Linked DNA regions of Homo sapiens: regions 1, 2, 4, 5, 6 and 7 are each linked to region 3. Evidence: chromatin contacts called from ENCODE Hi-C or POLR2A ChIA-PET data. All regions are on one chromosome and are shown on one strand. Each heading gives the region's core, a stretch centred on a gene start or an enhancer-like site at or near the end of the contact. The rest is flanking DNA. Distances are from core to core; before and after follow the strand shown.

What was found. A loop is a pair of places that touch in the nucleus more often than their neighbours do. ChIA-PET counts read pairs that join two places held with the same protein, here RNA polymerase II (POLR2A). Pooled maps may share reads with other maps.
Region 1: a map of naive thymus-derived CD4-positive, alpha-beta T cell shows a loop between it and region 3 (5-fold over the local background). The contact joins the promoter of UBE2B here to the promoter of IRF1 in region 3. A Hi-C loop is called at or near these places in 1 of 168 maps with a recorded cell type or tissue (naive thymus-derived CD4-positive, alpha-beta T cell) and 9 of 50 pooled maps. POLR2A ChIA-PET finds 5 or more read pairs at or near these places in 1 of 52 experiments (WTC11).
Region 2: a map of OCI-LY7 shows a loop between it and region 3 (4-fold over the local background). The contact joins the enhancer-like site here to the promoter of IRF1 in region 3. A Hi-C loop is called at or near these places in 1 of 168 maps with a recorded cell type or tissue (OCI-LY7), 1 of 37 single-sample maps with no recorded cell type and 2 of 50 pooled maps.
Region 4: a map of CD4-positive, alpha-beta T cell shows a loop between it and region 3 (5-fold over the local background). The contact joins the promoter of PPP2CA-DT here to the promoter of IRF1 in region 3. A Hi-C loop is called at or near these places in 1 of 168 maps with a recorded cell type or tissue (CD4-positive, alpha-beta T cell), 1 of 37 single-sample maps with no recorded cell type and 9 of 50 pooled maps.
Region 5: a map of naive thymus-derived CD4-positive, alpha-beta T cell shows a loop between it and region 3 (5-fold over the local background). The contact joins the enhancer-like site here to the promoter of IRF1 in region 3. A Hi-C loop is called at or near these places in 1 of 168 maps with a recorded cell type or tissue (naive thymus-derived CD4-positive, alpha-beta T cell) and 4 of 50 pooled maps. POLR2A ChIA-PET finds 5 or more read pairs at or near these places in 2 of 52 experiments (activated B cell and activated naive CD4-positive, alpha-beta T cell).
Region 6: a pooled map shows a loop between it and region 3 (5-fold over the local background). The contact joins the promoter of CDC42SE2 here to the promoter of IRF1 in region 3. A Hi-C loop is called at or near these places in 1 of 168 maps with a recorded cell type or tissue (naive thymus-derived CD4-positive, alpha-beta T cell) and 13 of 50 pooled maps. POLR2A ChIA-PET finds 5 or more read pairs at or near these places in 3 of 52 experiments (CD8-positive, alpha-beta memory T cell, activated CD4-positive, alpha-beta T cell and activated naive CD4-positive, alpha-beta T cell).
Region 7: a pooled map shows a loop between it and region 3 (5-fold over the local background). The contact joins the promoter of C5orf15 here to the promoter of IRF1 in region 3. A Hi-C loop is called at or near these places in 2 of 37 single-sample maps with no recorded cell type and 6 of 50 pooled maps. POLR2A ChIA-PET finds 5 or more read pairs at or near these places in 2 of 52 experiments (A549 and A673).

The regions. Positions count from the first base shown.
Region 1 is chr5:134,369,913-134,373,454 of GRCh38, reverse strand. UBE2B (ubiquitin conjugating enzyme E2 B) reads right to left here and starts at 1,886. Exons shown (of 6, transcript NM_003337.4): 1 at 1,816-1,886. The coding sequence starts at 1,859. It also overlaps a transcript of CDKL3 not described here. RefSeq lists enhancers at 1,554-1,653, 2,594-2,663, 2,172-2,767 and a silencer at 2,074-2,123.
Region 2 is chr5:133,930,838-133,934,308 of GRCh38, reverse strand. All of the region lies in intron 3 of LOC105379182 (a long non-coding RNA gene), which reads left to right. Among named protein-coding and RNA genes, the nearest start is that of WSPAR, 19 kb to the right of the region's middle. RefSeq lists enhancers at 992-1,051, 514-1,141. Within about 2 kb of position 1,433, at least 4 of the 41 ENCODE cell types and tissues checked have a DNase peak (open chromatin) inside an H3K27ac peak, as active enhancers do; they include OCI-LY7, where a contact is called at or near this core.
Region 3 is chr5:132,488,648-132,492,123 of GRCh38, reverse strand. It overlaps IRF1 (interferon regulatory factor 1), which reads left to right and starts at 1,351. Exons shown (of 10, transcript NM_002198.3): 1 at 1,351-1,579; 2 at 2,641-2,732. The coding sequence starts at 2,646. RefSeq lists enhancers at 100-149, 190-399, 1-536, 670-809, 1,831-2,478 and silencers at 950-1,399, 1,660-1,939, 2,470-2,519.
Region 4 is chr5:134,224,513-134,227,909 of GRCh38, reverse strand. PPP2CA-DT (PPP2CA divergent transcript) reads right to left here and starts at 1,500. Exons shown (of 1, transcript NR_186539.1): 1 at 1-1,500. It overlaps PPP2CA (protein phosphatase 2 catalytic subunit alpha), which reads left to right and starts at 1,837. Exons shown (of 7, transcript NM_002715.4): 1 at 1,837-2,150. The coding sequence starts at 2,049. MIR3661 (microRNA 3661) reads right to left here and starts at 2,153; the gene lies at 2,058-2,153. RefSeq lists enhancers at 537-1,056, 898-1,057, 1,057-1,578, 1,579-2,098, 2,438-2,547.
Region 5 is chr5:131,280,379-131,283,847 of GRCh38, reverse strand. All of the region lies in intron 1 of CDC42SE2 (CDC42 small effector 2), which reads right to left. Among named protein-coding and RNA genes, the nearest start is that of CDC42SE2, 18 kb to the right of the region's middle. Within about 2 kb of position 2,152, at least 6 of the 41 ENCODE cell types and tissues checked have a DNase peak (open chromatin) inside an H3K27ac peak, as active enhancers do.
Region 6 is chr5:131,262,259-131,265,663 of GRCh38, reverse strand. CDC42SE2 (CDC42 small effector 2) reads right to left here and starts at 1,611. Exons shown (of 5, transcript NM_001375635.1): 1 at 1,498-1,611. RefSeq lists enhancers at 332-1,149, 2,278-2,327 and silencers at 1,348-1,997, 2,028-2,077, 2,088-2,157.
Region 7 is chr5:133,967,200-133,970,612 of GRCh38, reverse strand. C5orf15 (chromosome 5 open reading frame 15) reads left to right here and starts at 1,988. Exons shown (of 3, transcript NM_020199.3): 1 at 1,988-2,167. The coding sequence starts at 2,029. It overlaps LOC105379183 (a long non-coding RNA gene), which reads right to left and starts at 1,924. Exons shown (of 2, transcript NR_134247.1): 1 at 1,821-1,924; 2 at 390-862. RefSeq lists enhancers at 1,845-2,064, 2,695-2,794.

The DNA.
Region 1 (3,542 bases), core at 637-3,136, 1.9 Mb before region 3:
TCCTCTTATACCAAAAAAAGTTTAAAACCTCAAAAGCAAGTAATATTTTTACAGAACCATTGATTTTGCTGCTCTAAACATGCAAAGACTGTGTATCCTAACCAGGCTACTTCTGCAAAATGGCTACAAGAAAAAAAAAAAAAGCAAACCTCAGTGTAAACACAAAATGACTGAAAACACATTAAATTTAACTAGGAAACTAGTATTAGGCAGCAGATTTACTCTATTCCTTTTGCTTCAAACAGCAATGGCTTTAAAAAGTAATTAGTAGGTTTTCTGCCAGTCCCTATTTTAAAGGCTCTGCACTAACACCAAATCCACCTCTCAGATCAGGAGACTCAACACAAGGCTTTCCAACATTCGTCATAGTCAAATTCTTGTAACCTGCAGATCTCTGGAAACTACAAAAGGTGCCATGCATTCAACTCAGAATTAAGCAGAGCATTACAGTAAGGAGCCAGGGCGACAATGACATGAACTAGTTTACTATCTGAATTTGTCATGAGTGCTAATCAAATACGCTGATTTCAAGCTTTAGAAAGATGACTTTTGCACCAAAAAGGGCATCTCCTTTCAGAGACTGTAACCTCAATTAAAAATGCTACATTATATACACACACAAATACATATGCAGTTGTTTTTCATGGGGCATCATAATTTGCAACTAGTCCACATTAAAAAAATGGTTTTTAGTCAATCTCAAGCAAATTAGGCCACCACGAACAGAAGCCTTAGAAGAACTGCACTGCTTGACGCCTACCTTTAAATGGCTAAGAGAAGCTACGAATGAATTAAATAAGTTGGCCAAATCCAAGTGCCTCACATAGGCTTTATAATAGCTGAGAGGTGACTTCCTGAGCGACAAATCTAAGTTTTTATGCTAGATATTTTGTTCAATTAGGGCAGGTGTCCCCAGAAAAAATGTTAAGAAAAATGTGCAGAGTATCAAAATGATGTTTTCTCACTTATTTTTTCTATGTCTCTAAGTATCCAATAAAAGGTAAACAACGGAATAATCATTTTCTATCTCACAACCCCAATACCTCCTAACAAAACCCTATTTTATTTACCAAAGGAGGCCCAGGGAGTATCAGATTAGCGCCAGTCTAAGGGAAGGCATTTTTCCAGACTCGGGAGGCTATAGATAGGGGCTTTCTTCACCAGCCAGAGCTGAGTTCCAGAAAGCACTGGCAGCCGGGGTGGCCAGCTCTAAGGTCCCAGATCTCTAAGTCAGTTCCCAAGGTCCTTTCAGGCGGGCGGGGACAGAGTCGGGTTTCGGGGGATGGGTTAACCTCCGGGCCTCACGCACTGGACCCCACCCTCAGGGCACAAATGGAAAGGATTGGCAGGAGTCGGGAGAGGGGTTCGCCCCAACACGGCTCCTCGGAGAAGACGGCGGGGCCGTGAAACAAAGCTGACTGGTGCTGCCGGAGAGGAACAAGCTCCCGCAGGAGCTCACTTTGAGGGGACAAGAAGGGGGCGCCGCAGGGTGCAGGGGCGGGCGGATAATGTCTGATCGCCTGGGCGAGACGCCGGGCAGCTGGCCGAAATGGGCAGCAGGGAACCCTAGACCAGTCGATCGACACCGTTTTACTTTTTGTGGGGAGGGGAAGCAGTATCAAAATTTCTTCGGGCGCCAGAACGAGCGGCAAAGCTTATGGGAGTAGGGCCGAGGCTAGGACCCGGCTTCCGCCAGTCCCGCTGGGCCCACAGCCGGCCCTCTGAGGGTCACAAAGGGGAAGGTGTCTGGGATCCACGCCCTGCAGCCCCGCAGCTTTGAGGGGCCGTCATCTAGGCGAAGGTGAAGGCCCTTACCGCTTGAAATCCCGCATGAGCCTCCTCCGGGCCGGGGTCGACATGCTCCGCAGCTGCCCCGCGGTCAGTCTGAAAAAAAAAAAGTCCCGCGCAGCCCCCCCACCCCCCGGCGCGGCGGCCGAATCACTGTGGATCGCCGCCGCCGCCGCCGCCGCCGCCGCCGCCGAGACTGACAAACAACCCTGCAATGACGTCTCCCTCCGCCGCCTCCGGATCCCTCCGCCCTCCGCCGCTACCACAGTGTGAGTGCTGGGGGAGGAGGGGGCGGGACGCGGGAGCGCGCCTTCCCCGAGCCCTTCAGCGGGGCGCGGTTCCCCCTGGGCTTCCTGAAGTAATAGACAAATTTGTGTTCTCTGTGTTCAGACTAGAGGTTGTGGATTCAAAGACCACGAAACAGAAACACTATCCCGTCTCCCTCCCCGTCACTAGTTTAGGCTCGGCGGGGTGGAGAAAGAGGGACGCATCCGGGCCAGAGATTTCAGGGAAAGGAGGTGGGATGATGTAAGATCACGTGACTGCCCGCGGCCTTGTCAACAATCCACCCCTGAGTGGGAGGGGGAGAAGTATCTAGAACCACGTGTCCCTATGACGCGTTTAGAACGGGTCACGTGAGCGCCTCGCCTGGATGTGAGTTTCAGCCAGGTCTGTGAAGCGGGTTTAAGAGGGTGAGGGCGGGATAAACCTTTATTAGTTGTTTTCTGTTTATCACAGGTATAGAGACAACATTACCCAAGAGGTCATGGCAGAATCAACAGCTTGTTTTGTTTTCTTTAAACCGGGACCAAAAATAATTCCCCTCTGGTTGGTTCAGTGGCTTATTAACTCTGGTACTTGGGGCAAGAAGAGTGAGAGGATCGCACGATCTTCTAAGGCAGCCTTGAATACTGAGGCCCACACAACAATCTCCTGAAATGGTTCCTTGAAGCTACCAGATAGTCTTTCTGCTTTGCAGTGGGGTTTCTAGTATTGGAAATTCTGGGCAAATATTAAAGGATGGTGTATTATGCAGTTTTTCCTTTCTGGGTCTGCTTTCAATTGAAGATATGTGTCAGAGTCCGGGGACTTGCCTATGGTGGGGGAGTACCATTGTATTTTTAAGGAATGTGGGGGTGCAGTCTTCCAAGCATATCAATGAGTGGTTGGTTGTCAAAGAAACCTACAAATATGATTCATATTCTGGGGGAGAGCTCCGGCAGACATGAGTGAGGGTTATATATCTAGCCTGAGATAACTTCAGGTTTTCTACACTAGCAAGAAAGGTGCAAATGGGCCAGAAGGGCCCCCCACCACCAGGGGGTTCAGAGGTGTTGACCTCCCAAAGACCTTGAATATTTTCTGTGGTCACCGTCCTTCCCTCTATTGCTTCCAATTCCTACCTTCAGGACTTTGTTATACTAAGGACTCTGAGTACTTTTGTATCCATTTGGGGAACTGTTCAGTTCAACAGGTAAAGGGAGGGTGGAATGAGGACCTTAACATTGCCTCAGCCTTGCCCCTGATTCCATGGAAGCAGAGTTAACTTTTCTGACTTTCCTTGTACCTCTTTCTTCAAACCCTGAATTCCCTCTCTGCTTCCAGTGACTGCCTTGGTGATCAGGTTAGCCAGGCCTAACTCTTGATAGGTCCTGTTAGACATTCGCAATGTGTTTTTTAAGTTAAAAGCTGAATATTCTTAATTTTTTTGCCTTTCTGCCATTGCAGTCCTAACCCTTCCAATAGCAAAGGAG
Region 2 (3,471 bases), core at 184-2,683, 1.4 Mb before region 3:
CAGTCACCCGGAGTGGGCCACAGGGGACAGAGAGGCCACCTTACACTCTACAAGGCAGGTTGTGGAGAGGTGAGGCCTTCGTGGGCAAGGGCAACTGGGCAGTGTGGTCTGTTAGGGTGTCGGGAGTGTCAGGTGGGGAGGCAAAGCTCCAGGCTGTGTCAGGATGTCAGGAGACACAGAGGTGAGGCCACAGCGAAGGTACAGGACTCGCCGCAGTTCCTGCATCATGAAGCCCTTCCTGACGAGTCCAGGCTTTGCTGACCACACCAGCAGCGTTAAAGTGAAGACCTGGTCATGCAGATCTGGAAGGTTGGCGCCCCTAGGACAAGCCACAACCCAGCAGGTCCCAGGTGGGAGGGAGAGGGTTAGGCAGCAGTGAGCAGTTGGGCCCACCTGGGACCACAAGGTCCCCACAGGCTTTCAGGGCTCAGATGTGTGAGCGGGGGTGGGAGCGGAGGGGAGAGGCAGTGGAGGAGGGTACAGGGAGAGAGAAAGATGGGTGGGAGGAGAAAGTGGGGATGAGGAGGAGGAAGGGAAGTGGATAGAGAAGGAGGAGGGAGGAGCAGGGAAAGAAGAGGAATGAAGGAAGGGGTGAGGAGGGAGGGGAGCCCTGGCCGCATGGTCGTTGGGCAGGCCTGGTGCAGGCAGTGTGGCCCACATGCTGCCCCTCCAGACACGGGGCTCAGCCTGGTGGCCGGGGGCAGGGAGCCTCCTGGCCTAAGCCTCACATTCACAATTGCCTCTTTATATTTAGATGTTGGGGATGGTTCCAAGTGAGGTTTTAATGTTAGGAGCAGTTATTTGTTAAATGTAAGCATTTAAAACCTGCCACAGGATTTATATCCGCATCTTGGTATGTCTTTGGTTTTTAATCTATAAGAGGCCTGATAAAGTAAGTGGATGTGGTCCAGACCTCTGGGCCTGGGGCAGCCCCATGGGGAAAGCCTTTCTCGGGAATAGAGCCTCAGGCTGAGGGAGCCCTAGGCCCAGTTCCCACTTGTACACATTGCTGGATGTCTTACCTCACTGGCTCTGCAAGCCCTGGCCAGCCACCAAGCCTCCCCACCACTGGGAGAACTTAAGGTGCTTTAATCAATTCTTTTTCACCCCATTAGTGCGGGAGGATGTCACCCTATGGTTACGGGATGCGTGAACACTTGACACCCAGCACTGGACAGATATGTTGACAGCAGTTTATCAGTCATATATGCTCACAGCCCCAGGGAGGACTCAGCACTCCACACCAGCCACAGGGGAGTCACACTCAGGAGCAATGTGAACCACCTGGGGCTGTGGAAGCAGGCTTTGTAGTACCAAGAGGGCGAGGTGCCCCTGCTGCCCATGGGAGGACGTGGTTGACTTGGCTGAATAGTTCTGAGGGCTGGCAGGGAACTGAAACTCAGAGAGAAGCAGGAACTGCATCTGGTCTCCCGGATAAGGAGGTTGTCTGGCCAGAGGACCTTATCCACAGGAACAGAGGTGGAGGGGGAACTTGTGGTTAGACCATCCGAGGCCCTCCCAATTTTACCAGTTGTCACGGTGGCACATAGTAGGCCTTCATTTTAGGCCTTATAGCACAAATGAGCTAATGGGCTTAGAGCTCCTGCTTCAAGTGCAGGGCAGAGGAAGAAGGCTGGAGCTGGAGCAGATGGCGGCATGGTCAAGGGCTCAGTGAGAGCTCGGGAGAGGCTGTTGGGGACTGCGAGGGCCCCAGGAGGTCGCCCAGGAAGACACGTTAAAGCTCTCTGGCACATTCTTGCCCCTGCTGTGCTTAAACCAAATCAAACTTATTCCTGGTAGAGGACCATTCCATTTTTCTGATCTGATGGAGAAGAAATACGTTGAATTGAATGAAGATACACTGAATGTCTTCAGGCCAGTAGTCTCAAGGTCCAGCCACCAAGAGGGCAAACTGACCTTGACAGGTGCAGGATCAGGGTCCTGGGATGTGGGAAGCCCTAGAGTATCTTCCGTCCCCCTTCTCCCCTCGAAACCCTAGATCTGGGCTCATGGATGGACTTGGGGAGTCATCAGAAAGATGGAGACAGGCTGGGCACGGTGGCTCATGCCTGTAATCCCAGCACTTTGGGAGGCGGAGGTGGGCGGATCTCTTGAGGTCAGGAGTTTGAGACCAGCCTGGCCAACATGGTGAAACCCCATCTCTACTAAAAGTGCAAAAAATTAGCAGGGTGTGGTGGCGCATGCCTGTAATTCCAGCTACTCAGGAAGCTGAGGCAGAAGAACTACTTGAACCCGGGAGGCGGAGGCTGCAGTGAGCCGAGATCGCGCCACTGCACTCCAGCCTGGGTGACAGAGCAAGACTCTGCAAAAAAAAAAAAAAAAAAAAAAAAAAGAAAGAAAGATGGAGATGTGGCCCAGGGCCACACATTCCAGATCTCCATGGTTTCCTTTGGAGTCATTGTCTCCATCTTTGCAGACTGACAGGTCAAACCCTCCAGTGTGCCCTTAACCGCAGCAGTCTCTGTATCCTCCTTCCACTTGGGCTTCGCTACTCCTCTGAGCCCAGTGCCAGACTCAGGGGCTGCACAGGACCCCACCCTTGCTTTCCTGGCCCTCACGCTGTGGTTCCCTCGGCCTTTCCACAACGCTTCCTGATTCTGTAGGTGCTGGAGCTTCTTCCTGCAGTGGTCAGTGGTCCATTGTCCTTGTCACACTTTTCTGACCCCAGTGAGGGGACAGTGTATTTGGATATGAATCTGTTTTGGTCTCACTGCAAGATTTGGGACACTTTTCCTAAAGTTGGGAAGGGGCTGGTGGTTCAGTGTGCAGGTTTCGCAAGCAATAGAGAATGGTACACCTGGCCTAGGCACTTGCTAAGACCTGGCAGGACCTCAGGGGGGTATCTGGCAGAGGCCCACCCTTGCTGTCACATCAGGGGTGATGTGAGACTCTTCCCTGAATGTTCTGCTGTGTACAGGACCCCCAAGAATATTGCATGACCCTAGGGAGGGAAAGAGGCCTCACTAAAACCTGACCAATGCTGGCTTTCTCATCAGCCTTGGAAAGTGGCTCATGAAACACCACCTACTCATTTTTCCCCCTAACTATAAAAGCAATTCGTCTTAGAAAATTTAGAAAATATGGAAGAATGCAAAGACGACCAGACTTACCCAGAACCCCACCACCCAGGAGGAAGCACTATTGCCATTCGGGTCTCTTTCCCTCCAGTCATGATTTTGCCTGTTTAGTGATGAATATATGCAGTTTACAGGATGAGGGTTCCACTGTAGAGAGAGTTCTGTTTGCTGCCTTTTGTTTAATAGCTGCACAATATTCTCCTGCATGGATCTGCTATCATACATTTCCCCTTTTTTGGGCTATTTGGGTTGTTTCCAGTTTTTTTTTTTTTTTTTTTTTTTTGCTATTATTAGTAATGCTGCTGGAAACGTCCTTGCATATTGGTCTTTATGTATGTCTCTGATAACGTGATTTGTCACGAGTCACTGTGCA
Region 3 (3,476 bases), core at 102-2,601:
AATGACACGCCTGGGAGAGTAACTTACTTCTGCAGGAGCTTTAGGGAGATGAAGGAAGAAGCCTCCTGGGCCAGAGTTTTGGATGGAAAATGAACACCCAGTCAAGTCTCTAGGACTATACGTGGGGCGGGGACTAGTTGTGCGCGAGAGTTAAGTAGGGGCCTTACCAAGGAGCATGGGACCTGGGCTCCCCAACCCTTTGGCTAGCCCCATGGCGTTGATCAGCCCTGAGCTAATTCCTCCATGCTGCCCAGAACCTCTCTGGGCCAAGCCCTGGGGACTCAGAGATGACAGCAATGCTTCCATTGCGGAACTCCCATACGCGGGCCACAGGGAGGCTCTGGAGGCGGCCTGAGGCAAGAGTGCTAGGAGGGATCAGAGCTAGCCCACCCCTACCCTCACTCAGCCGTCTGGGCTTCTCTGAACCCCTTCTCCTCCTCTGTTCCCTAAAGCCAGCCAGGGGGAGTCCCAGGGAGGCAGACCGAAAAGGGGTGGGGTGTCATCCTGGTCACTATTAGACCCTGCAACGGCGACCTTGAAAACTACTCAGCGTCTGTTGCCCGAGTGGAGCATAGTGCTTTACAATCTCTTCCCATCACAGCAAACCATCAAGGTAGGGCTACTATTATTTTATGGTTGAAAAACAGAGGTCCTGCGTCCCTTGGGGGCTGTGCCAGCAGCGGCCAAGTTGGGATTTCCCCTGGTCCAGCAGCCCCAGACAGCACACGGGGCAGGGTAGGCTTTCTGCCTTCTTCACTTCCCCAGGGCAGGTGAGTGACCTGGAGGGAGGGGGTCACCCCTAAAAACAGGGGTAGTGCTAGGACTGAAACCCTCCCTTCTTGATATCCCACTGGCAAGCTTGAGGAGCCAGGCTGCCAGTCGGGAGATTCGGCCCAGTGTTCCCACTGGAGAGGGCGGCAAGTGCCCGGGCGATCCCCTCACCTGCGTTCGGGAGATATACCCCCGCCCCCGCCCCGCCAGGAGGGTGAAAAGATGGCCCCAGGAGCCAGCCGGCTGGGACAAGGCGGAGTGAGAGGACAGGCTGGGGCCAGGGGCGCTGGGCTGTCCCGGGCAGCCCTCCTCCGGGCAAGCCGGAGCAGGGGTGGATTGGGAGCGCTCGGGGCGGGCCCGCGGTGGCCCCGGGGCGGTGGCGCCCGGCCGGAGAGGGTGGGGCGGAGCAGCCGCCCTGTACTTCCCCTTCGCCGCTAGCTCTACAACAGCCTGATTTCCCCGAAATGACGGCACGCAGCCGGCCAATGGGCGCCCGCGCGGCTGTCCGGGGGCGGGGCCGGCCAGGGCTGGGGAATCCCGCTAAGTGTTTGGATTGCTCGGTGGCGCCGCTGCCCTGGCAGAGCTCGCCACTCCTTAGTCGAGGCAAGACGTGCGCCCGAGCCCCGCCGAACCGAGGCCACCCGGAGCCGTGCCCAGTCCACGCCGGCCGTGCCCGGCGGCCTTAAGAACCCGGCAACCTCTGCCTTCTTCCCTCTTCCACTCGGAGTCGCGCTCCGCGCGCCCTCACTGCAGCCCCTGCGTCGCCGGGACCCTCGCGCGCGACCGCCGAATCGCTCCTGCAGCAGAGGTGAGTACGCCTTTGAGGCGCGGGGCACCGGCGGCGTCGAATAAAAGGCGCGCGGGGCACCAGGAAGTGGGGGGTCGAAAGCTCCAGGCTGGAGACTCGCCGGCGCGCGGCGTTGCCCGGGCCTCCGCGCGGGCTCCGGGGGGCGCCGGAGGAGCTGCGAGCCGCGGGCCGCGGCGCGGGGAGGGCGGGACGCGGCGTGGACCGCCCACCCGGACGAGGCTGCCGGCGCCCGGCAGCTTTCGCAGATCTGCGTGCGCGCAGCCGCCAGGGGCCTGTAGGTGGCCCGCTATGTTCGTCCCGCGCATCCACACGCCGTGCCGGGGACCGAGTGTCAGCCCACGCGTGGGCGCCCAGTGCTCCCGGCTTTCGGCGGTCCCAGCTCCGCGCCCAGGCGACAGGTTTTGGGCTCCCTGTGCTGGTGGCAAGGGCTGGCTTACTGCCCAGGTGGCTGGAGGGAATCGTGACCTACGGAGACTGCGGGAAGAGGCGCCACAGGTGTTCCTTGGGCCACTTCTCCAGAGGAGGGGAAACCGGGCCGGAAGGGTTAGCGTCCTGGTCTTAGCGTTGTGGGCGCTGTGGCTGTCAGGAAGGCGTAGAATGGATTCAGGGGGGCGGGAGGGGGCTGTTCAGGGTGACGGCTAGCCCTTTGCTAGCTAGTGGTTACAACTCAAGTCAAGGGAATTTCTTCTTGGCATCAAGCAAAAGAAGTCCCTCCCTTCCCAAAGGATTTGAATTTTGAGCGAAAAGTTCTGAAATTAGGGTATCTGTGCATTTTGTCTCTTTTCCTGCATATGAATCCTGAAGCCATCACTTGCATGCCTGTCTCCTCCAGAGACTGGCTGGGAGGGGCTGAAGGAAGGGGCAAAAGCATTTTTGCCTAAGATGCTGAAAAAATTTGGAGAGCAGTTTTATTCCAGCGCAGCTCCCCTCCGCACTGAGTGTAGTACCTAGCAGCTGGCTGAGGTGAGGGGAGGGTAACTAAGTGACCTCGGGTGGGGCAGGTCACTGCCCAGGTACTGTTCAACAGATTCCAGACTGGAGCCTCTGTGTTCTCTTTACAGCCAACATGCCCATCACTCGGATGCGCATGAGACCCTGGCTAGAGATGCAGATTAATTCCAACCAAATCCCGGGGCTCATCTGGATTAATAAAGTGAGTGTAACTCTTTGGGTTTTCCTGCCACTGTTTTAACCCATGTACTTCTGGAGGGACCAAAGCTTCAGATGCAGCTCAAAAAGGGAAGTGATAACGGGACAAGCAGGTGTTTCTCCCAGTGGGTCCTGCATGCAGGGAGTGTGCACGGCCCAGCCTGGGCCTCACTTGCATGACTCCTGCCTTCTTCCCTTCTTGAGGTAGGGCACCCACCTGAAGGCACTTCCAGTTTCCAGCAGCAAGACTTTCCAGCATCTGCAGAGCTGGAGTTCTGCTCTCCTCTAAGCGAGACCCTTACAAACATACACAGCACTCTGCAGGGCTCCAATCGAACAAATAGAAGACTGAGAAGTGGATGCTGCTGGGCAGAAACGTGCCTGGCTTAGCAGAGGACAAACGAGTTAATCTTGCACCAGTCACTCTGGCCCAAGAAGCCTATAGCTGGTGCACTTGGGGCAACATAGACCCTATAGACTTAGTAGCAATGATAGTATTCATAATAATAGCTAATGCTTACTGAACACTCCCTGTGTGCCTGGCACCTGCTAAGTATGTTATTTACATTGTGTCATTTAATCCTCGCAGTAGTCCTGTGGGTTAGATCTTACTAATGTCATCATTTTCAGATAAGTAAACAGAGGCACTGAGAGGTAGATCATAAGATCACACAAAAAGTGATGAAGCCAAGATTTGAACTTGAACGGTCTGACTCAGAAATCTTTACTGTTAACCATAAGTGATATA
Region 4 (3,397 bases), core at 251-2,750, 1.7 Mb before region 3:
CTTCTCTTTTCTGAGTGCCTGTCTGCTTCTTGCCCCATCAGACAGTTCTCACACAGGTTCATGGCAACGGTAAAGAATAAGATTAGACAGCACACTGGGTATGGCTTTATAATCACGGGCACTAAGTGATGATTTTTTCCTTATTCATTCCACTTGGTCTTAACTCTTACCCTTCTATTGTTTGGGGATGTTAACTGCAAAACAGGGACAGAATTTGGGCTAAAGGGTCTTTTTCCCAGTCTGGTAAATTAAGTATGTGATAAGACTTCTAGAAGAGTAGATTTAAGGTACTTTCTTTTGTGCACACTAATGGGAGGTGTGAAGGGAAAGCAGAATTGCAATTTCCAGCCTAGGGAGGCCAAGCCAGTCGGCCTTGCCAAACACGTTGTCTTGGATAAAGGAGGATTTTCAGTCCTGCTATTGGCTGATGGGGCCTCCAGTGCCTTCTTCAGCCTGTTGGTGGGGATGATGCCCTCAGAGCCGCAGAGTGAGCAGTCTCCTCCCAAGCATCGCTGAGCACTTGGGTGTGGAAGGGTTGCCTGATACTGAGGGTGGGGTTCCTGGAAGACAGGCGATCAGGTTCAGCTCTTGCCTTGCCCTTTATGGTTAAATGTTCTTTGGAAAGCTTCTATATCTTTCAAATCCTGGGGGCATTATGATCTCTCTTCTGCCTATCCCAAACCATCTTCAGCCAGTACTGTTGGGAGAATACAAGCTCCAGGGCATGGTCCCTGGTCCGTCTGGATGACCCCTCCGGATCTGGCATATAGCTGGCGCTCTATGGAACCAGATATTTATGTAAAAGCAGGGACAATGGAATGTGAAAACGTTTCGCAAACTCCAAAGCGATTCATAACCAGACAGAGGTCCAATCCTAGGGTATACGAGCTCTCTCTTTTAAGCACGTATCACAGCTGCTTCTCACGCCACCGAGACGCGGTCAGGACAGGTGCATCCATCTTCTCTGGGCTTCCCCTCTTGAAAGTAGGCCAGGGCGCGCAGGGGTTGAGGGTCTCTCATTCCCAGAGAGAATTAAACTTGGAGGAAAGCAACCACCGGCGAGGAGCGGGGCGCGTGGAAGCGAGCCGCGGTCCGAGGCCCAAAGAAAAGCCCAAGCCTCGCCCCCGCCATCGCGCCCGACGAGACACCTAGGTCCGGGGACGGGTGTGTGCCGCGGAAGTCAGGTGCACTGCGCAGCACTCCCCCGGTAGGTACACGCTCCTCCACCTACGAGTGACCTAATTACAAGGTGCCAGCCGCGCCCAGAGGTGGGGGTGGTTAATCCAAGCGGCCACTCGCTGCCCGTTCCTGCCCCCAAAGATGACGGAAACCCACACGATTACAGAGCCGCAGCACCCCAGATGAGCCACGGGGTCGCAATTCTCGTTTCCGTGATCGGACTGCCAGGCCCCAGGTGAGGAGCTGAGTTCATCACCAGAGCGGCCTTCCCAGGGGAACCAGTTACAGGCTGCCAGTGGCCCCGGCTTCCATCCGGTCTGCGCCTGCGCGCGGCCCAAGCCCTCGCCTCTCCTGGAATAGTGCTCAGGGATTAGTCCGGTTCGCCGCTGTGCGCACTGCGCATGCTCCAGCTCCATCCTTCCCTTCCCCCACCACCCCGCCCTCCGGGAGCCACGCCCAAAAAGTCAAGGCGCTTCAGTTACCAGCCGGCTACGTCGCGCCTGCGCTTTGACCCCCAGTTTGCGCCCCAACTCCGGTCGTGCGGCCGCCCGGGGAGGGCTCTGCAGTTGCGCAGCTTGCTCCCCGGCCCTTTTCCCCTCCGCTCCCCGCCGCCTCCTGACGCCGGGCGTGACGTCACCACGCCCGGCGGCCGCCATTACAGAGAGCCGAGCTCTGGAGCCTCAGCGAGCGGAGGAGGAGGCGCAGCGGCCGACGGCCGAGTACTGCGGTGAGAGCCAGCGGGCCAGCGCCAGCCTCAACAGCCGCCAGAAGTACACGAGGAACCGGCGGCGGCGTGTGCGTGTAGGCCCGTGTGCGGGCGGCGGCGCGGGAGCAGCGCGGAGCGGCAGCCGGCTGGGGCGGGTGGCATCATGGACGAGAAGGTGTTCACCAAGGAGCTGGACCAGTGGATCGAGCAGCTGAACGAGTGCAAGCAGCTGTCCGAGTCCCAGGTCAAGAGCCTCTGCGAGAAGGTGAGCTGTAGTACGGCTGCGGACAGCCGCCGCGGGGCCGAGCCCGCCGAGGAAAAGGCGGCCGTGAGGAGGGTGCAACATGGCGGAGGCCGCCGGTCCGGGCCCCCCGAGTCTCCGAGACCGGCGCCCATCCTGGCCGGCGGCGGCTTCCTAACGACCCGGCGCCCCCTGCCTCCCGCGCAGGGATTGGTTGCCGCCGCCGCCTAAAATGGCGCCGTTCACTCGACTCCTGGGCTTTTGAGTCAGCCGGCCTTGGCGCCAGACGAGGTGGCAGGGGGAGCGGAGACCCTGTGGGTCATCGTCAGGGACGGTTTTGAGGGTGAGCTGGCTTGGATTCTGCGGCTTGGGAATGGAGCCTGGGCCTCTCCGGTGGGCTGAGTAAGAGTCTTGCCGCTGGTACCCAGGCCTAGTTAGGTCCAGAGCTGCCCAGAGGATCCCCCAAAGGCAGTCTTGTTAGGCCGTATCCCAGAACATACCTAAAGGTCACACAGCTTTAGTACCCCTTGGTGGTTTGTATTAAACTCACCAAGCGATCTTCTCCAGAAATCAAGGTAAGGGGTGTCTTTAAGAATTTTTAAATTATTCTCTTAACCTAATTTTTACGAAGGTCATGGTGGTAGCTATAAGGGAGGAGTGTAACTTATTTTTCATAGTTGGAAGAAATCGGGAATTTGGTGAGTCATACTACATAAGGAGCTTTTGGATTGGAAATCAAGTGTCGGTTGAATATGATTTATATGCTGACTCAAAGCCTTCTCTAAGCTTAACACACTTGGCATTTTGCCGTTTATTTTTAAAATGAACAACATAAAATGGAAGAGCGGTAAATTTTGTATCTTTGTTGCAAAAATTACTTGATAGTATTTTGTGGCTGCAAGTAGTAGTAGTGATAATAACTGTCGACTGAGATTGTATTCCAGACATTGTGCTTAGTGTTTAAATAATGTCTCACATACACTGAAAATAGAATGTTGTAGTCCACTTAGTAACACTAAACTTTATATTAGCTAATTCCCTTTTGTTTTCCCCTGGGGGTTGGGGAAACAGGTAGTTAATTTAGCTATTAGCTTTGTGTTGTATTTTTAAATTCTTGTAACTCAGTTTTCTAAAGTACACAAAATGCTGATCTCTGCTGTGAACATTTTAACTTCCCTTTTCAAAATTAACTTTGCAGCACGTCACTTTAGTACAGAATAGTGGAGTATCATATTAGCATTTTGTATCCGTGAAAAGAATTAATGGAGAAC
Region 5 (3,469 bases), core at 903-3,402, 1.2 Mb after region 3:
AAAATACTGTATAAGCATTCAACAGAATAATATTCAGCCATAAAAGAGAATGATGGGCCTGGCGCAGTGGCTCACACCTGTAATCCCAGCACTTTGGCAGGCCGAGATGGGCGGATCACCTGAGGTCGGGAGTTCAAGACCAGCCTGAACAACATGGAGAAACCTCGTCTCCATTAAAAATACAAAATTAGCCAGGCATGGTGGCACAGGCCTGCAATCCCAGTTACTTGGGAGGCTGAGGCAGGAGAATCACTTGAACCCAGGAGGCAGAGGTTGCAGTGGGCCGAGATCACACCACTGCACTCCAGCCTGGATAACAAGAGCGAAACTCCATCTCAAAAAAAAAAAAGAGAATGATGTACTGATACATGCTATATGAATAAATCTTGAAACATTATGCTAAATGAAAAAAGCCAGACACAAAAGGTCACATATCGCATGATTCCACTTACATTAAATGTCCAAAGAGGCAAATCTAGAAAGAGAAAATATGTAAACGGCTATCAGAGGATGTGGGGAGGGAAGAACAGAAATGACTACTCATTTTGTTTTGGGGTGATGAAAATATAAAATTAGTAGCAACGGTTGTACAACACTGACTTATGTAAAAAAGGTGATTTTGGCCAGGCGCAGTGGCTCATGCCTGTAATCCCAGCACTTTGGGAGGCCAAGGCGGGCAGATCACCTGAGGTCAGGAGTTCGAGACCAGCCTGAACAACATGGAGAAACCCCATCTCTACTAAAAATACAAAATTAGCCAGGCATGGTGGCACATGCCTGTAATCCCATCTACTCGGGAGGCTGAGGCAGGAGAATCGCTTGAACCCGGGAGGTGGAGGCTGCGGTGAGCCGAGACTGCACCACTGCACTCCAGCCTGGGCAACAAGAGTGAACCTCCATCTTAAAAAAAAAAAAAAAGGGCCAGGTGCAGTGGCTCACACTTGTAATCCCAGGACTTTGGGAGGCCAAGGCAGGCGCATCACGAGGTCAGGAGATCAAGACCATCCTGGCTAATATGGTGAAACCCCGTCTCTACTAAAAATACAAAAACATTAGCCAGGCATGGTGGCGGGCACCTGTAGTCCCAGCTACTCGGGAGGCTGAGGCAGGAGAATGGCATGAACCCGGGAGGCGGAGCTTGCAGTGAGCCGAGATCGCGCCACTGCACTCCAGCCTAGGTGACAGAGCAAGATTCCATCTCAATAATAATAATTTTAAAAAGGTGATTTTTTATGTGAATTATCTCAATTAGGGTGTCATTAAGGAAGGAAAATAACCTCCTCTCCCCCCAAAGAAGAAAAAAAAAGGTTACTTCCTTAGAATAATCTCTCAGAAGTGGAAATACACACAAATATGCCAAAGCGCTTTTGAAACAGGTTCCAGATTTATACTACCTCCAACAACATATTTAGTACCTGTGTCATCACTGTACTCAGGTCTGAACAAGCACCATTCCTTAAACCTTAAATCTGATAAGAGAAACTTGCTATTGTTTATTACTTTAAAAATGAACACTTTCTCCCCATATCTTAATCATAAACTTTTCAAATGGTCAGTTCTTAGCCTTTAAAAGTGACTTCTCTATGTATATAACACAAATGTTTCGATTTCTCAGGAAATGTAGAAATGGACTTTCTTACAATTTTGGTCAGCAATAATTAACTCATCCTAACTCAGTTCTATTTCAGCTTTTAACCTTAAAACTTTCCTTTAAGTCACATATTTTTAAAACAGTCCGAAAAACTACTCTCCTCCTTAGACAGGGAAATTAAAATTTCCCTGAAAGATCACTACCTGGGTTATACATGTTTCTAGTTTCCTGATGGCACTTAACTTTCAAGTGAAATGTCCAAGTGGCTCCCAAGACATTTTAAAACGATATGGTATTGTTGAAAGGAAATTAAACATTTATTAACATCTTATTCTACAAGCCAAATGCTTTATGTGCATTACTTCATTTAATCCTAACAAATGTATTACTCTCACTTAACTGAAAAGGAAAATGAAAATCACCAACGGTAAGAACTTGCCACGCAGCAAATATGCAGCAAAGTTAGAGATCAAATCGAGGTGTGTCTAAATTTCAAAGTCCATATTCTTTCTGCCACTTTACAATGCTTTCCAAGCTAAATGACTATGGAAAATCAGGCAAGACTTTGAATACTTGTTCTGCCACTTACTGTGTGACTAATTTCTAAACTTCTTCAGAGTAGAGTTTACAAAAACAAGGTCACTGTTCACAAAATAAATCTTAAAAGAGGAGGCTAAAAATTCACTGTGAGATGAAACTTTCTTTAAATACTATTTTTTCAACAGCAAAATGTATGGAATAATTCTAAACACTTTTCTAGAATTTGTTTCAAGATTCACTTTACCTTCCAACAGAGGCACTTGCATATCCACTCACAAACATGTAATGTAGATAAAAAACACTTCTTTAGGGGCTGTCAAGTCTCTTCTGTAGACCACAAATGCATCATTTCTCAGTAGAAAAGGCCACATCAACTACATTGCTCTTTACTCTTCTTTACCACATGAGAAATGTTTTCAGCAACATATACACCATTCAGGAAGTAGCACAAGGGGGTAAGAGAAAAAGCTACTGAAGAGAAAAAGACTGGAGGAGCTTGTGAGCAAGCAGTGATACAACACAGAAAGGACGAGGTTAAGAACAATAAAAATGAAGGCAAGACATCAGCGGTCTACTCTACCCCAGGTAATGGATATCACTGTGATCAAGGAAAAATCCTTAAAGGATCTTTGATTTGCTTTTACAATTGCTATTTAACGACCCAAACAACCACTTGACAAATTTGGAACTGGTGATTTCCAAAGAATGCAATATACCAATATATATGAGCAATTCTTCCACAAGGATTTTTCACATTCATAAAACAAAAATCAAAGGAAACATTAACATAAGAATTCTTACATGCTAAAATTTTTCCAAGAACTATTTCACTCCTCATTCTCACACATAAAAAGGGTAGCAATATCTAATAAAATTGTCATACTACAGATAGATGAAGGCCTTCAATAAAACACAGTTTTCTTCCAAAATTATTTTACTATTAAAGGATCAGTCGGACTTGGACAGACTAAAAAATATAAACTTATCTACAGGCTCATATTTTACCCTAGGGCTATTATTAAAATAATTCTGCTGTACATAGAATCCTGAATGGTTTTCATCAGCTAGTATAAAACAATCAGGCTATTGTGCAATGGTAAGAGGGCTCTTAAGAAAAAAATTACTGCTGAAAGTAATTCTTTTCTCCAGTTGACTTACCACATTCTACTCTCTATAAACACCATTGTTTTTAATCACAACTTTACCTACAGCTTTATCCTCGTCAAACAGAATTTTCACTTTCCAATATGACCCTTTCAAACTGAAGTAATAAAAAGTAATACTTTTATGATAATATTCGTTAAAGTGAAATGTCAGAGTCTATGTAAGATTTTGTGA
Region 6 (3,405 bases), core at 362-2,861, 1.2 Mb after region 3:
TTCACCTGCCATCTTTCCCAACTGAAATAGCCACTAGGGGTTTAAGACAGTCACCACTTGCGACATCAATAATAAGGAAATAACTTTGCATTCAAGTTTAAGAAAAGGATAATTGCGGATTTTGCCTGTGCCCATAAACAGGTGCTTAATGAATATCTGTTGAGTAAATGGTGACATTTTATTATATTAGTGCAACATTAGCTTTTCCCCCCCTAAATTTAGAGTTCTCCCTTGCTCAAAAAGCAGCAAGACCATACCACAGTCCCTTCTCAAAAACACATAAACTCCTTTATTCATAATGAAACAGAAAGCTGGGTTTCAAAATACAATCCCACTCCCTCTTTATCTTCTCCATTATTTTTAAAGATTAGAAATAAGGCCTGTTTTTAAGAAACAGAAAATGTATACCAACTTCTCTCAAACCAAAAGAGAAAATCCAAATTTGATATATATTTTCTATGTTCATAATATTGAGAGTAAGAACGGACTGTTCATCAACAGTATGTTATGTGGGACAAAAACTAAAAAACGTATATCAAAAATACATACTGTTTGCCGACATTCTTTCCTTAATCATAATCAAGGAGTATGTGCCTAAATTTTACTAGATGTGAGATAAGCTTTGTCTGATATTTCAAGATTCATTCATTCAACAAATACTTTACTGAGCACGTACTATAAGCCAGGCCCTTCAACGAAACATTTAGATTTTGTAAACTGCACATCACCCCCCAAAATTCCCCTAAAAAAGCTTATCATTTAAAATAATTGCAAGCTAAAGAGGAATCCCCAATGTTGTTTCTTACACATAGTGAAGTCAGCGGATCGGGGCGCTTTTTCAGCTGTTAATGCGGCATCAAGGAGCCGCTACCTACCACACCCGTTGCCTAAAATCGCAACTTAAAGCTGCAAGCACTGGGTAAAACAACCTGTAAGAGTAGCTCAGCTCCCGCGACGAGGTAGCCAAGGGCTTTCAAGCCCGGGGCCCGGGGCGAACCGCGGCAGGACCCGCGGACTGAACGCGTCGGGCGCCTCAGGCGAAGAGTCGGAGCTCCGGAGCCAGGTGTCTTTGCTCCCCGAAACCCTCACCTAGAGACCCCGGGCCCTCCCCGCCCGCCCCTCGCACCACCCTCCCGACTTCCAGACGTGAAAAGTTGGGGGGAGGGGGGGGGTCTGCCTTTCCATTTTACATCAGGCGGTCAGTTGGCTGCCTCAGCTGTCCGCCTGCCGTGAATTCTGAACTGAGCGTGTAACCATTCCTCAGAGGAAACAGAAGAAAAACCAAAGGCAGGGTCCTAGGGCATGAGGACCTCGCCCAAACCTGAAATGGAAGACGCAGGCTCAGCCCACAGCCCGCAGCGCGCGGCTGGCAAGGCCGGGCCGCGCTCACCCCAGAGCCCTCAGGGACGAGGGTTCGGGGCTTCGGGACCCCGCCCAAGGGACCGAGAGGGCGAGGCGTGGCGGCCGACGCGCGACTGGGGCTGGCATTGCACTCACCGTCGCCTTTGTCTCAGCCGCCCGCTCCGGCCGCAGCCCCTCTCAGCGCCGGCTCCGCGGCTCCTGCCGCCCCAACGCCTGCAGCTGCGCTCCCCAGCGCGCTCGCAGCTTCCTGGCTCCCCCTCCCCGCCCAGGCTCGCGCGCGGGTTGGGCGGAGCGAGAGGCGGCGCGCGCCCCTAGAGCGGCCGGAGGGGCGGGCGCCGTTGCGCAGCTGCAGCGACCGCAGTGCTGGCCCCGCCCCCCGCCAGGCCCCGCCCCCGCCGTACCTCCGGCATGGGCGAATCGGCCGGCAGGCGATGGGACCCCCGGGATTCGAGCCGCGCGGGTTAGGAATTGGCCTCTGTAGCTAACGGACGCCTGAGATCCGGGACTGCAGCACTCGCGGGAAAGGACGCTCCGAAAGATGGCGACCAAACCTGGGCGGGAGCGTGGGGGAGCCCCTTCCCACCCCGGCCCGGGCCGCGGACATCCGTGCGGAGGAGCGACGTCTGCGCACGTTGTGGGGCGGTGGACGCGCACAGGCGAGGGTGGGTGGGTGGGTGCTGAGCGGTTGTGGGATGAGGGGTCTCTCAGTAGCGGTTGAGAGCCCATCCTCTGACCACTGCTTTTTCATGTAAAAGTCAGAATCGTTCAATCAGTCATTAACTGGTTTAAGGCTGGCTAAACCACCTGGTTTGAAATGCGTGAAAATTACACATGTACTAGACTTCTGTGATTCCTTTGGGTGTGTATTTTACATATCTCAGAAATCAGAAACATGAGTGCCCTATCTAGCAGCCAGCAGTCCACCAAAATGCCTACAAAACTTTATCGTAAGTTCAAAAGGATAGCGTAATGCCACTGAAGTAAGCTCTCGAACCTGTAAGTAATGTATGGTCTTCCCCATTCTAGGTTGATGGCGAGGATTTCTAGTTACTCAGGCCAAAAACTTTATATCATCCATAACTCCTCTCATACTCTCATTTTCACTTTCAATCTGTCAAGAAAGCTTGTTGGTTGTACCTTCAAAATAGAACAGAGTGGGCAACATAGCGAGACCCTGTCTCTACAAAAAAAAAAAAAAAAAATTACCCTGGTGTGTTGGCGTGTACCTATAGTTCCAGGTACTCTGGAGGCTGAGGCCAGGAGTTACGTTACAGTGAGCCATCATCAGGCCACTGCACTCCAGCTTGGGCTGGACAGAGTGACACGTGTTCCAAAAAAAAAAAAAATTCTCCATCTTTCCTACCTTACTATTTTTCCTTTCATCCCATGACACTTCCCACCTTGTAACAATCTTTATAATTCAGAGTCAGCCCTCCGCATCCATGGCTTCTGCGTTTCTGGATTCAACCAACCACAGATGGAAAATATTTGGGAAAAAAAACACAACAATTTAAAAATACAAATAAAAACCAATACAATATAACAGCTATTTACATAGCACTTACATTGTATTATAAGTAATCTATAGATAATTTATACAGGAGGATATATGTGGGTTATGTGCAAATACTATATCATTTTATATTAGAGACCTGAGAGGATTTTGGTACTGGTCGTGGTCCTAGAGCCAATCCCCCTCGGATACTGAGGTATGCCTGTATTTATCTGATATGTTTAGCTTTTAGTGTCTGCCTTCCCTAGTAGAAGCTGGGATTTTTGTCTGTTTTGTTCAACTGATGTATCCCAAGTCCCTAGAATAAATGAAAAATTTAAAAATTCCCTGAGATTAAAAAAAACTAAAGCAACAAAAAATGACCAATTTTTTTTATTTTAAATTTTCTCTTGGTTTCTGTTTCAGTTAACCATAAGATCTTTATCTACATCATACCATAAGCATTTTGATTTTCCAGTTACTGTGAGTACAGTGATGACCATTTACTTGACTTTTAATGCAGTTTTTTGACCAATGATACGCTACAATCC
Region 7 (3,413 bases), core at 739-3,238, 1.5 Mb before region 3:
GCTGGGTACATCTAGTCAGATGTCAGGTACAGTATTAAGATATTTTACTTTTAGAGACAGTCTTACTCTGTCACCCAGACTGAAGTGCACTGTCATCATCATAGCTCACTGCAGCCTTGAACTCCTGGGCTCCTGTGATCCTCCCATCTCAGCCTCCCGAGTACTTGGGATTACAGGCATAAGCCTGGCCCTAAAATATTTAAAAATGTATAAAGGGTTCTCTTGAGTATGAGGGAATATTTCCCTCACTAGTTACTTATTGTCTGCTTGTTGCATGCAGCATGTTGGAATATCATTGTGCAAAATGCTTTGAGTTCATAATATCTCACCAGTTAAGAGAATTGAGACAATCTGGTATGAGGACACAAATGGACAAAGTGGACAATGAGTCAGGGAAGAGGACTGCAGTGTGTTTATTATAGATTAACTTTAAAGTCAACAAGCAGAAACTAAGATTGAGAAGCTCATTTGTTGAACTGAGTGGTTTTACAGAAAACTTAAGTACCGCTCAGAGAAGGGAAGCTCCTGGGGGACTGGGAGGACTTTGCACCTTGGCTAAAGTGGAGAGTTTGCAATAAGGACACCATTCAGTCTAATACGGGCTTCTGGGGGATTTCGGGAAATGTGCAGATGAATGACTTCTTAGTTTTCTTAACACAGAGTTTGTGTGTTTCTGAGCTGTCACCAGGGTGAGATAAAAGCTTAGGGGAAACCAGATTCAGGAGTAGAACACAGGCCCTTTAGAGAGACAGCTCAGCTGTGTCTCTGGGGGATAACAGCAATCTTCGCAGGGAATCATAGAGACCAGAATGGTGAAGCTGTGGGCACAATAAATGTCTTGCTTAACGTCACATTGATTTTCCTGAAATTGATCAAATGGAACTTTTATGAATTGAAGCCTGTATCTGTTTATTAAGGAGACATTTACAGAACGTACACACAGAGCAAAGTATGGCGCCAGGGCCCTAGGTGAACTTCTTGGAAGTTTGTAAGTTTGCATTTTTATACACTGGGGATTTCAAGTAACAAAATTTAAAAAGAGAAGCTTATTTTAGGAAATCTGAAAGTTATTTTCAATGGCAGCCCCTCACCTCTACTTCCTAGCTACCTTCCTTTCTTTTCCTCCATAATTTTTTTTTTTTTTTTGAGACGGAGTCTGTGGCCCAGGCTAGAGTGCAGTGGCATCTCGGCTCCCTGCAGCCTCCACCTCCCGGGTTACAGCGATTCTCCTACCTCAGCCTCCCGAGTAGCTGCGATTACAGGCACGCGCCACCACGCCTGGCTAATTTTTGTATTTTTAGTAGAGTCGGGGTTTCTCCATGTTGGCCAGGCTGGTCTCCAACTCCGGACCTCAGGTGATCTGCCCTCCTCGGCCTCCCAAAGTGCTGGGAGCCACTGCACTAGGGCCGGTCCATAATATCTTTATCATCTTGTATAGTGTGTATTTTACACCATATTCGCCCTCACAAGAAAATAAACTGCCAAGGCGGGCGGGGGGGTGGGGGGTTCTTTTTGTTCACTGCTGTATCTTAAATAGGGAGAGGTGCTAAATCTTTGTTGAAAAAAAATAAATGACTGTCGGGAAAGATTTTTAAAAATTACTTATAATCCCATCACCGAAATAGGACTACTTAACATTTGTGTTTCTTTCGCCTTTGAGAGAGGAAGAGCAGTTACTTCGCTTTCGTGATCAGTCTGTTCTACAGCTGGATCTTCCTTTTTAAAATGGCTAAAAACGCTATTTTTGGCTGTATAGTACCCAATCATGCAGGCGGCAGGGAGGGGCTCGCTTTGGCCCTCTTCAGCACGTCACACCCTACCTTTAATCCGCAGCCAACTGTGTGGCGGTCCCCACTTTCGCCTAGCGGCAACTCCCTCCTCCCTGCAATCCTTCCTTCTTATTCCGGTTTCCAGAGCACGTCTCCAGGCTTCGACGTCACCACGCTGGGACGTATGTGCCGAGGGCCGCGGCGTCTGACCTCATGGCGTAGAGCCTAGCAACAGCGCAGGCTCCCAGCCGAGTCCGTTATGGCCGCTGCCGTCCCGAAGAGGATGAGGGGGCCAGCACAAGCGAAACTGCTGCCCGGGTCGGCCATCCAAGCCCTTGTGGGGTTGGCGCGGCCGCTGGTCTTGGCGCTCCTGCTTGTGTCCGCCGCTCTATCCAGTGGTAAAGGGGGGCGGCAGTGTGGGCTTAGGAAGGCTAGGAGGGCTCGGGCGCAGGGCAGGAGACAGGCCGGGCCAGGGAAAGGGCGCTTCCAAGTGTCAGGAGCAGACGGCGGTGTCTGGTTGGGTCAGGGTCTCCGCGGGCCTGAGGACGGAGGGTATGGTGTCTGAAGGGGTCCAAGGTGGTAGGGTCTCCAAGGGGCCTGAGAAGCGGGGTCCCTGAGAGATGCAGGAACCCAGGGAGCAGGCAGCAGGGTGTGTAGATGGGCGGGGAGGGAGGAGTGGTGTTAGCGCCTAGAGATCGTTGAAGAATGGGCTGCCGCAAGGAATGGCGGTGGTGGGGTCTCCAAAATTTCTTGGATCGGAAAGTTAGGAGACTCTGGAAGAGAGGGTGGCGACAGGGGCTGAGGAGGTGGCCGGGGCTGGGGGTGTGGTGTCTGGAAAGGGTCCTGAGTTTGGGGGACTCAGGAATCTTGCAGGACCAAGGAAAGGTGGGGGTTTTCCAGAATGGGAGAGGTCAGTGGTAAAGACCGAGGCGGGCAGGGGCAGTAATCCAGTGACTGGACTGAACCAATGGAATATTTCCGAGAGGGAAAGTGAAAGGGAAAGAGCTGTCTTAGGGTACTGGTGCATATTTGAAGACTGGGAGGTTCTGGTGTTTGATAAAGATTCAGAGTACTGGGGCGTTGGGCCCCTGAAGGCTTGGGAGGCAGAGAGGAGTTTGGAGACAAGGGAGATCATGATTCCTCTTCCCTGTGTTCCGAGTTAACCAGGATAACCCTGCCTCGTTTTAATGCATCTGTAGGATTTGATTGATAAAATATTTCATTTCTTGCAAATGTTGCATGGTGAAATCAAGAGATTGAAGGCTTTTATTGAGAAATTAGGAAATCTGTAAACCAGTGCCTGATACTTGGTGGGAAAAATCCACTATTAAGAACTTGTAAGGATTAAACGGTATTTTGTTTAGTAGTCCCATTTTTCTTTCAGGCCAAGACACAGTCCTGCGTTTCTCCCTAAATTTGAATTTTCAGCTGCAAAACAGTGTGACCTGGTATAGTGTTTTCTTTCTTGCCAGCAGGGCCTGTCCAGCCCTACATTCCTCTGCGACAGTACTGTGGGTACATACTTATGTTTCCTCAGCAACATTTCAGTGTTGCTAACTGGACGCCCTCCCAGAAGTCTTTGCAGTCCCTGAGGAAGGACTGCTGTCCATTTCCTAAGGCCCTTTTATCATTAGTGAAATGTAA